2 separate regions of the Homo sapiens genome follow, and region 1 is linked to region 2. A link is a contact called in ENCODE POLR2A ChIA-PET data. All regions are on one chromosome and are shown on one strand. The core of a region is the stretch at or near the end of the contact, and the rest is flanking DNA. Distances in the headings are between cores, read along the strand shown. Region 1 overlaps SPIRE1 (spire type actin nucleation factor 1). Region 2 holds the start of PTPN2 (protein tyrosine phosphatase non-receptor type 2).

Region 1 (5,293 bases), core at 2,785-5,284, 250 kb before region 2:
CAGTCCTCTTTGACAATACATTTCATCATTTTAACTTCTTGTGATGCAATTCCATTTACAAACCCATAAAGCGTAAGATCAGGCAAAGCCATCTGCTAAAAGAGTAGATTCAATAATAATTGCCTTGTTGTTTCTACAAGATATTTTAAGATTTAATTAGTTTGGTATCAAATACTATTTCTCAGTCACATAAAACAGCCTCATTTATGCAGCTAAAGTTGTGCATGCATGCAAATATTTTCATGTGTGCATAACTACTACTTTCTTCTTTCAGGTTGGATTTTTTAGTTACTTTTGAAATTAAGGGCTACCCATTGTCAATTAAAAGAGGCAATACAGGGCGGGGCATGGTAGCTCATGCCTGTAATCCCAGCACTTTGGGAGGCCAAGGCGGGTGGATCACCTGAGGTCAGGAGTTCGAGATCAGCCTGGCCAACATGGTGAAACCCCGTCTCTACTAAAAATACAAAAATTAGCTGGGCGTGGTGGCGGCTGCCTGTAATCCCAGCTACTCAGGAGAATCACTTGAACCCAGGAGGCAGATGTTACAGTGAGCTGAGATCACACCACTGCACTCCAGCCTGGACAACAGAGAGAGACTCCATTCCCCACACCGCCCCGCCCCCCCCCAAAAAAAGGAAATACAAATCTAATTGTCACCTAAACGAGCCAGAAGGTAGAATCAATTATGGGTAGTGAGCTGATTTAGCTAAAGACAAAAAAAGACATTTTAAAATGTTATACTCCGTATAAAGCAGCAAACCCCATTTACAGCCTTTAGTAGTTTATTTTAGGATGCTCAGAAAACATTAAAAATTGATATAGCCCTGTTTGGGTCAAAAACTGTACATAACCAGATCGAGGTCCAAGAGACTATGATGTATTTCTTGGCTTCTCTCAAGATCTCTGGGTCCCCTAAAGCAGATTTGACTTTCCAGGAGGTTCAACTATATAGAACAATTCTTGAATCATTTTGAGTAATTTGGAATCAGACTACTTTACAAGTTCCTACAGTACAGACCCTGTCCTCATCTAAGAGGTTGAAGGTTCATGGACTGCGTTAACACTTTTGTCAAGGTTACATCTAACAGGACTATATCCGTTGGCTATAAAATGCCAAGAACTGAAGTAGCTGCAGTTAAGAGGCATATAAGGAGATACAAAGGCATCTCATTATTCCAAATAAGGCACTAAATTAACCATCAGCATTATGTAGATACCTTACATTGCAGATACAGGCTGAATAAAGAAAAGACAAATATATGAAAAGTAAAGAGATAAAGTGGTTCCGCAACTTTCTGGCTATGTCGGCTTGGGCAAATTACTTAACCTCTCTATATACTTAGCTCTCATCCCTAAAATGCAAATAATAGGATCTACTTCATACATTTGCTGTGATGATTAATTAATGTCTATAACAGTACTTGGAATATAGTAAGCTGTAAAATATATATATATATATATATTTTTTTTTTTTTTTTGCCCAGAGGATGATCATTTTTAATTTAAAAAGATTGTTAACAGGTCTGAACTCTTTTGTTATTTACATAAACAAAACAAAATTTTTTGACTGAGAGTAATTAATGCCTCTTAATTCAAACTAAATATTCTTTTGCTTCAGAGGTGGACAGAGAAACACTCTTCTAATTGTAAAATTTTTTTGTTATTATACTTTAAGTTCTAGGGTACATGCGCACAATGTGCAGGTTTATTACAGAGGTATACATGTGCCATGTTGGTTTGTTGCACCCATTTACATTAGGTATTTCTCCTAATGCTATCCCTCCTCCCTCCCCCACCCCACAACAGGCTCCAGTGTGTGATGTTCCCCACCCTGTGTCCAAGTGTTCTCATTGTTCAATTCCCACCTATGAGTGAGAACATGTGGTGTTTGGTTTTCCGTCCTTGCAATAGTTTGCTCAAAATGATGGTTTCCAGCTTCATCTATGTCCCTGCAAAGGACATGAACTCATCCTTTTTTATGGCTGCATAGTATTCCATGGTGTGTATGTGCCACGTTTTCTTAATCCAGTCTATCATCGATGGACATTTGGGTTGGTTCCAAGCCTGCTATTGTGAATAGTGCCACAGTAAACATATGTGTGCATGTGTCTTTATAGTAGCATGATTTATAATCCTTTAGGTATATACCCAGTAATGGGATCACTAGGTCAAATGGTATTTCTAGTTCTCGATCCTTGAATCGCCACACTGTCTTCCATAATGGTTGAACTAATTTACACTTCCAAAAACAGTGTAAAAGCGTTCCTATTTCTCCACATCATCTCCAGCATCTGTTGTTTCCTGAATTTTTAACAACTGCCATTCTAACTGGTATGAGATGGTATCTCATTGTGGTTTTGATTTGCATTTCTCTGATGACCAGTGATGATGAGCATTTTCTAATGTGTCTGTTGGCTGCATAAATGTCTTCTTTTGAGAAGTGTCTGTTCATATCCTTTGCCCACTTTTTGATGGGGTTGTTTTTTTCTTGTAAATTTGTTTGAGTTCTTTGTAGATTCTGGATATTAGCCCTTTGTCAGATGGGTAGATTGCAAAAATTTTCTCCCATTCTGTAGGTTTCCTGTTCACTCTGAGGGTAGCTTCTTCTGCCATGCAGAAGCTCTTTAGTTTAATTAGATCCCATTTGTCTATTCTGGCTTTTGTTGCCATTGCTTTTGGTGTTTTAGTCATGAAGTCCTTGACCATGCCTATGTCCTGAATAGTATTGCCTAGATTTTCTTCTAGGGTTTTTATAGCGTTAGGTCTAACATTTTAAGTCTTTAATCCATCTCGAATTAATTTTTGTATAAAGAAAGGGATCCAGTTTCAGCTTTCTACATATGGCTAGCCAGTTTTCCCAGTACCATGTATTAAATAGGGAATCCTTTCCCCATTTCTTGTTTTTGTCAGGTTTGTCAAAGATCAGATGGTTATAGATGTGTGGTGTTATTTCTGAGGCCTCTGTTCTGTTCCATTGGTCAATATATCTGTTTTGGTACCAGTACCATGCTGTTTTGGTTACTGTAGCCTTGTAGTATAGTTTGAAGTCAGGTAGTACAATGCCTCCAGTTTTGTTCTTTTTGCTTAGGATTGTCTTGGGAATGCGGGCTCTTTTTTGGTTCTATATGAACTTTAAAGTAGTTTTTTCCAATTCTGTGAAGAAAGTCATTGGTAGCTTGATGGGGATGGCATTGAATCTATAAATTATCTTGGGCAGTATGGCCATTTTCACGATATTGATTCTTCCTATCCATAAGCACGGAATGTTCTTCCATTTGTTTGTGTCTCTCTCTTATTTTGTTGAGCAGTGGTTTGTAGTTCTCCTTGAAGAGGTCCCTCATATCCCTTGTAAGTTGGATTCCTAGGTATTTTATTCTCTTTGTAGCAATATGAATGGGAGTTCACTCATGATTTGGCTCTCTGTCTGTTATTAGTGTACAGGAATGAGTAAGCTGTAAAATATTTCTTCAAGATGCATGTGGGAATGAAACACAGAATAGGTACTTATGCCCAGTATACATGAACTTTATTTCTGAGATGTGAACATGAGTCTTTTTAATAGTTTCCCTCACTAAAGCTTAAATGATTCTATGGTACAATTTTTACAAACCAGTTCTATCAAGATTAAAGTAATGATAAAAGTTCATTTAACTTTATATAATACTTTAACCTATTCCACTTAAAATACAGTTAATCCCCCAAGGGAACAGGATTGTTCTAGTTATTCATTTAACCTTCTTTCCTGCTGAAGGGAAAGGGCCTCTGAGTGCTACATAATTAGTGGTGATTAATAGGAGACAGGAATGTGATGAAATTTGGAAAGCTGGAAAAAAACCAATGTAAAAGCCTCAATTAAAATACATGGAAATTCAAATCAGTTCTGTTTTAGCATTTTCAAATATTTAGCAATTTTCTTCAAAAGTAAGATTATAATCCACAAAACTATTTAAACAATGGCAGTAGGAAAAATTTGTAAAATTGGAATAAAAGCTACCCTTAAATCTGGGTCTGAACTGCTTCCTTGACAGGCAAGCGCCTACGAGTACAGGTTAGTCATTCAAGAGTTTATAAATTAGTAGTCTGAGCTGTGAGCCACTACTAGGAAGGGAGAAATATGGGTCACACGCTGTTTAAATTACATGTCCTTTTCAAAACTGTAAGAACAACATACAGATCAGTGGCTAAGAGGGGCTGGGAGGAGGGGCAGGGCTAACTACAAAGTGGCATGGGGGACGTTAAAGGGGTGACAAAACTTGATTGTAGGGATAGTTAACAACAAAATATCCTTGTCAAAACTCAAAGAATTAAATAAAAAGGTAAATTTTACTGTATGTAAATTATACTTTCAAAAAGCAGAAAAAGTTATAGGGAAAAATTAAATTGCCTATTAAAGTAAAAAAATTTGCATGTCATTTAAAACAAATCATATGAAAGATTTCCATTAAGGAGTTCAAATGCTGGAAAATACTTAGTATAATCAAGTATATTAAAACATTTTCCAAACAGTAAGAAATAAGGTAAAATACTTGATTTTAAGAAACATTAGCTTGAGGTAAAAGATCACATAAAAGTTAATCAAATACCTATATGTGATTTCACTGCTTTCTCAGAACTCATAATTTTTAATTTTTAAGAATATGGTAAAAGTGCTAAAAAAGTTATAATTAAAACTACAAAATAATTCATAACATGATTTTTATGTACTACAAAAACTATTAAAATTAAAAAGTTGAACAATTGATGTTCTCTATTTCAATTCTATGACTTGATGAGGGTCCTAAAACCCCAGAGAGATAAAGAGATTTTGTTCTCCCTGGGAGTCTGTAAGCCTTGCTTAAGAAGGACTTCCTTCTTGCTCCCAGGAAACCTTACACTTCCCAACCAGGAATGACACATAATATGCTGCACGTATAAAGCTAGGCTTGATGCTGAATAAAATGTAAATAATTTTTATGGCAGGCACAGTGGCTCGTGCCTGTAATCCCAGCACTTTGGAGGCTGAGGCAGGCAGATGACCTGAGGTTCCGAGTTCGAGACCAGCCTCGCCAACACGGCAAAACTCCATCTCTACTAAAAATACAAAAATTAGCTGGGCGTGGTGGCACATGCCTGTAATCTCAGCTACTCAGGAGGCTGAGGCAGGAGAATCGCTTGAACCTGGGAGGCAGAGGTTGCAGTGAGCTGAGATCATGCCACTGCACTCCAGCCTGGGCAAGAGCAAGACTCTGTCTCAAAAAATAATAATAATTTTTGCAGCTATCCACCCTCAATGGAGAATCTGAGGCAGAGA
Region 2 (5,631 bases), core at 2,075-4,574:
TCGCAGGTACCTCAAACAGAATTAAAGTTTCAAAACCAAACTTGTACATAACGTATACCCCTTTACCATTTCATTTCAAATCTGTATCTCCCCTCCATCCCTCCTGCCACTGCCTAACAGAAGCTCATCATGTCTCTTCAGGTTTACTCCAACCGACTACTGCCCTGTGCTGCGTGCCTACACTTTCCTCATCCAGTCTGCTAGCAGTCAGAACGATCTTGCTAACAAGTAAATATGATCAGCCCAGAGCAGTGGCTCATGCCTGTAATCCCAGCACTTTGAGAGGCCGAGGCAGGCGGATCACCTGAGGTCAGGAGTTCGAGACCAGCCTGGCCAACATGTCGAAACCCTGTCTCTACTAAAAGTACAAAAAAATCAACCGGGCATGGTGGTGTGTGCCTGTAATTTCAACTACGCAGGAGGCTGAGGTAAGTGAATCACTTGAACCCAGGAGGCAGAGGTTGCAGTGAGCTGACGTCGCACCACTGCACTCCAGCCTGGGCGACAGAGCGGGACTCTGTCAAAAAAAAAAGAAGCAAATATGATCATGGTATTTCCAGACTTACAATTCCACAATGAGTTCCTATTAAACAGCTCAAATTCCTTAGTCTGATCTAGGCTCTGCCTTACTCTCCAGCATCTCAACTTCACACCAGTCTCCAGGCTAAACTGTGGGTGGTTCTCTCAGCATTCCCTCAGTGCCTTTGTGCACTCCCTCCTTGCTGGAACAGTAATTCTCTTCACCTCCCTTGTCCTCTTCCCCTGGCCAATGTCTTTCAAGACTTAGGTGAGGTCCTCCCTCCCTCGAGAAGCTTCACCAGAACTCCCATGTGTACCCCTTTTTGGGAAATACAGGACTCCTAGGTAACTCAACTCCACAAGACCCTGTGCTTCAAGCTAGCTTTACATGTATCACTTTAACGTTTTCATCAGCTTACCTATTTACAGGGCTGCATCCTTAAAAACTGGGACTCCTGTCTTTTAACAAGAATCCTCAGTGTCTAACACTAGCACATAACAAGCATGTTATGAACGAATGAATGAAAATATGGAACTACAATGAGGCCCCAAAAGAATAAGCCCTAGAGTGAGCACCTCGAGGGTAGGAAACTTGCCAGGAGCATTCTCTGCTGAATCCCCAAGGCCAGGAGCAAAAGCTGCAACTCCACTGGGGGTCCGGGCATATTTGTGGAATGGCTGAATGGATGTTCTAAGGCCACAGGAGAACACATAGCTCAAACTTCCTGACTTGCTTTCCATTACTAACTTTCTTGGTTTGTGACCTACTTTTACTGTAACACCAGTGTGCATGCCATGGTTTCTACTGACCAAACTAATGGTCTTGTTTTCAACTAGGAAAAAATAATATGAGCATTGACCAACCAAGGAAACTACAGGATTCCTCGGTAAGAATCTATAGAAGGATTTCCTTATCTTTTTGAAAATGCATGTGAAATCTCCAGTGGATGCGAGTTAAGTTCATTTTTCTGGAAAGAGGAATCACAATTCTCATTGAATTTTCAAGGATATTAATGATACCAAAGAAAATTAAATTTCTTAAACCAAAATGTTAAGCTGAATTAAGTTATATTCACTTTTCTCTTTTCAAATCTATTTCGATATATAACCTATCCCTTAGAGAGACAGCAGCCTCTGCTAAAACAAATGTAACTGGAGAAGATGCAGCTGGCAGGCTCTCTCACATGAAGATTCCTACCAGAATTTGCGTTTCAGATTGTCTATAATTGGAAGAGTCCTTACCAGCATTCTTTAAAACTTAGATCCCTATTCTAACATACTCTGTATCATGGGAATCAGAATATTTATACTTCCCACTAATGTGTTCAAGAAGAAAACGTTACTTTCTGAACACATTTTTCACTGCCATCTAATTAAATGGAAAGGGGAAAAACCCAGGATCATCCATTTACAGGAAAGCCCGTCTTTTACTTTACACAGAGAGAACCAAACATCAGAAGCAGCATTAACTTAACCGTCACCAAATTCAATCTTGGGAATAATACGACAAGGATTAAACGAAGGGGAAAGCAGTTACATCATTTTAAAAGAGATAAAGTTTTGTTTGAATTAAAAGGTAGTCTAGTTGACATAAAAAAAGCGAATCACAGGTGTTTATACTACATATTGCATCTATGTGAGCTGAACAGGCACGATTAGGGCGATAGGCATCGGAACACCGTGCCCCCGGGGAGGGGATGAGGGCACTTTCTCAGGGCAAGGAAAGGCTATTTTGATTTGAGGGGGCTTGCAAGAGGGGATTCATTTGTGACACCCGTCTGGGAGCACACATGAAAGCTGCGTTTCACTGTAGGGAAAGTATACCTCAGTAAGGAAAACTATAAAGAGAATGACACGCTATCACTGGACGAACACAAGCAAAGCCTCTTTCGTTCCGGGAAGGTTCTATGGGGGCCGAACCCACGCTGGGCGCTGCTGGGCCACGGGGGAAAATGAAGACGGAGGGTCCCGAGAGCGCTGCCCTCGCCAGAGGCCACGAGCCACCCCCAACCACCGCGGCTCCGCCAGGAGAGCGAGCTTCGCCTCGCAGAGGGCTGCGGCGGCCGGCCCGGCGCCCAGAGCGGCCTGCTCCCACAGGTCCTGCGCGGGCGCCAGCTGGACCCGGACGCCGCGGCCCGGCTCGCCCGCCCCCGCCCTCACCGCTCCCGGGGACGCCAGCTGCCCACCCGGCCACAAAACACCCGGCCAGAGAAAGAGCTGTCCGCGAGCAAGAACCAAGCACAGCGGCGTGGGAGCTACGGCGAAGCTGCGGCCCGGGGGCGCGCGCCCGAGCGCCCCCACGGCTTTCCCAAGGACCCCCAGACCCGGGCCGCGCAACGCTGGTGGCGCATCCACGCGCTCCCCAAGAAGCCGCTGTGGCACCGCCCTCCAGAACTAACTGCGCTTGCGCTAACCATGAGCTGCTCAGCTCAAGTATGCTTTTTTTTTTTTTTTTTTTAAACCAAAAGGAGCAAGAGAGCGGTCAGCGCAGGCGCGCCCCTGACGCGGACCGCGCCGCCACTTCCGCCCCGAGCGAGAGGCTAGAGGCGAGAGGCGGGGGAGGCGGGAGGGACCCTGCGGACAGGGCACGAGTCCGGGTCTCGGAGGAGGTCGGCGACTGCCGCGTGGGTCCGCGACTCACCAAGTACAGCGGCTGCCAGCGACGCTGAGTATCCAACTCTTCGAACTCCCGCTCGATGGTGGTGGGCATGGCTGCGGGAGCGAGCTGGCGCGAGCAGAGCCTGCGCCGGCGGAGAGGCTCAGGCCCCGCACGATCCGGGGAGAGCGCTGGCGCTGCGGCGCATGCGCGCTGCGCGCCGCGCCCCGCCCCCACGCCAAGCCCTGTCGGCCGTGGGGAAAGTACCTGGAGCGTCGGACGTCAGCGCGCAGACTCGGCGCCCGAGCGCGGCGCGAAGTCGGCGGCGGGGCGGGGCGGGGCGCTCGGGGGGCGGGGCTCGGGGTGCCCAGGTGGGAGGGGGCGGGGCCAGGGGACCACCCGGCGGCCGTGGTCCCTGCGCGCGGCACGAGGTGAGCCGCCCCTTGGGCTTGCGTCTTCCGACAAGAGAGAGGCGGTGGTCCGTGGGTAGCGCGGGGTTACTGGAATGGGACTCCCTGAGGAAGTCCCCTGAGAAGTCGCCGGCACGCTCCGCCTTCCTTCTTGCTTCCCATTTCTCGTTTTCTTCTCAGCCTTCATAGTTTTTTAAAGTGCTGTATTTGAATATTATTTTAAACATCATCTAGGTCAGATTAGCGGCCTGTGACCAACTTGGAAACAAATTCCTCATTCTTTTCTGCCCTGGTGTCAGCTCCTGTAAGCCTGCAGATTTTATGCCAAATAAACCGCTGGAGCAAAAGGAAAGGCAGCCAGCCTCTCCCGGAATTTGGGAGAGGGATACCTTGTTAAGAAAACGTTCTACAACTTACGAATTAGATTTAACTGTAAAAAATAGCACGTCCTCTTTTACCAAACAAACGTACTAGTTAGGGAAATCATCTTGCTTCAGATTTAAGATAGTTCTTTTTTAGTGCTTGTAATATCCTGCTATATAATCTTCATAAGAAACGTGAAGGGTTAGGAAAGGTTTAGCCGTGCTGTCCAGTATTGGGATTTAAATTTTAAATATTAACTTAATTCCTCAGTGGCACCAGCCACATTTCAGGTGTGCCATAACCATGTATGGCTAGTGGCTGCTATGTGGCAAAGTACATATGTAGAACGTTTCTATCATCGAAGACAGTTCTTTTGGACAGAGCCGGCCGAGAGGATTACAATACTTGGGGCAGAAAAGTGTCCTTAATCACATAAAATAATGAAAACCCTAGCCAGAAAAAAAAAAAAAAAAGTTGGCTACGGAAGCTAGAAGAAATCGTATTAACAAAAAAGCAGTCAGCAAGCTTTCTACTTACATAGTATGATTTAGAGATACAGGAAAGCTTCCCCCGAAAGACCCCACAATGTCTAATGGTCCTTGGTTCTGAAATTCTGTCATTGAATCTGATTATTTTGATTAAAGGCATGGTATCTCCCAGAATATCCTGTGAATGTTCGCATTAGTCTGCTCATCAGATTGCTTTCCAACCAAAAAATACTGTGTTCTACAAAGGAGGAGCATCTTTATCTCAAAGCAGCAGTTCTTATCGCCAAGTATTCAGCATCTCTTTGGAATTCATTTGTCAGCCTCTCTGGTTCCGGGAGCTGTATTTGCCTATCTTAGTTTGCTGAGTGCAGCGAAGAATCTAGAACAGTGGTTCTCACACCAGCATCATTTGCATCCAGTGTGAGCTTCTTTGAAATGCAAATTTGAAGGCCTCACCCCAAACTACTGAATCAGAATCTCTGGTGTTGGGGCCCCAGGAGACTACTTAAGCAAGCTCTCCTGGGGATGCCTGTGCCCCCCCAGAGTTTGAGAATGATTGCTCCAGAAGAATACCTATACAGGGCTGCACTGAAGCCCGGGGGTAAAAAGAAAACAGAGGTTAACTTGCTTCGAGATATCCTGCTGACAAGATATGACTTGGTCTCTCCGACATATGTGACTCCCAACCCAACTAGTTCCTAGCTTGCTGTTTCTAAAGGACCCCAAATGTAGACTTTTGCCCCTTTTGAAGTCAAGATCAGAAGTTCTCAGGATTTTAAAATGTCAGGCTTCCCTATTGCCCCCAAATTGTTCAAAGTCCTTTGATAGTAGGCATACTTTTATGTGCATACTGTTTATATATTTGAGGAAATATATAATGAACAAAGTCTATTAATTTAAAAAATTACAAATTCATTTAAAAGAATTATGAAATTAAGTAGCAAAGTGTATTTTTAAATAATAGTACATATATGTATGAGATACTCATTTTACAGATAATGCTTGGTGGATTACATATTTGGATTCATAGCAATGTCTTCAACTTACTCCTTGGCCCCTTCAATCCCTGTTTGGGAACCACTGCTCTAGACCAAAGGAAATGAAGCATAGCGAGAGTTTGGAGTCCCTTCTTTCACTGGAACAAGGCCTGCCTTCTGCACTTTAGTATACTGTTTAAGAGGCTCTCTCCCCTCAATGTATAATTTATACCCCTTTCAGAGAAAACTCTACTTACTACCCATAGCCCCTCCTGTGG

The links. ChIA-PET counts read pairs that join two places held with the same protein, here RNA polymerase II (POLR2A).
Region 1: POLR2A ChIA-PET joins it to region 2 with 14 read pairs in HEK293. The contact joins the enhancer-like site here to the promoter of PTPN2 in region 2. POLR2A ChIA-PET finds 5 or more read pairs at or near these places in 6 of 52 experiments (BJ, Caco-2, HEK293 and 3 more).

The regions. Positions count from the first base shown.
Region 1 is chr18:12,625,422-12,630,714 of GRCh38, forward strand. All of the region lies in intron 2 of SPIRE1 (spire type actin nucleation factor 1), which reads right to left. Among named protein-coding and RNA genes, the nearest start is that of SPIRE1, 30 kb to the right of the region's middle. Within about 2 kb of position 4,035, at least 3 of the 41 ENCODE cell types and tissues checked have a DNase peak (open chromatin) inside an H3K27ac peak, as active enhancers do.
Region 2 is chr18:12,880,913-12,886,543 of GRCh38, forward strand. It overlaps PTPN2 (protein tyrosine phosphatase non-receptor type 2), which reads right to left and starts at 3,325. Exons shown (of 9, transcript NM_002828.4): 1 at 3,161-3,325. The coding sequence starts at 3,229. RefSeq lists silencers at 2,528-2,867, 3,248-3,537, 4,897-4,946.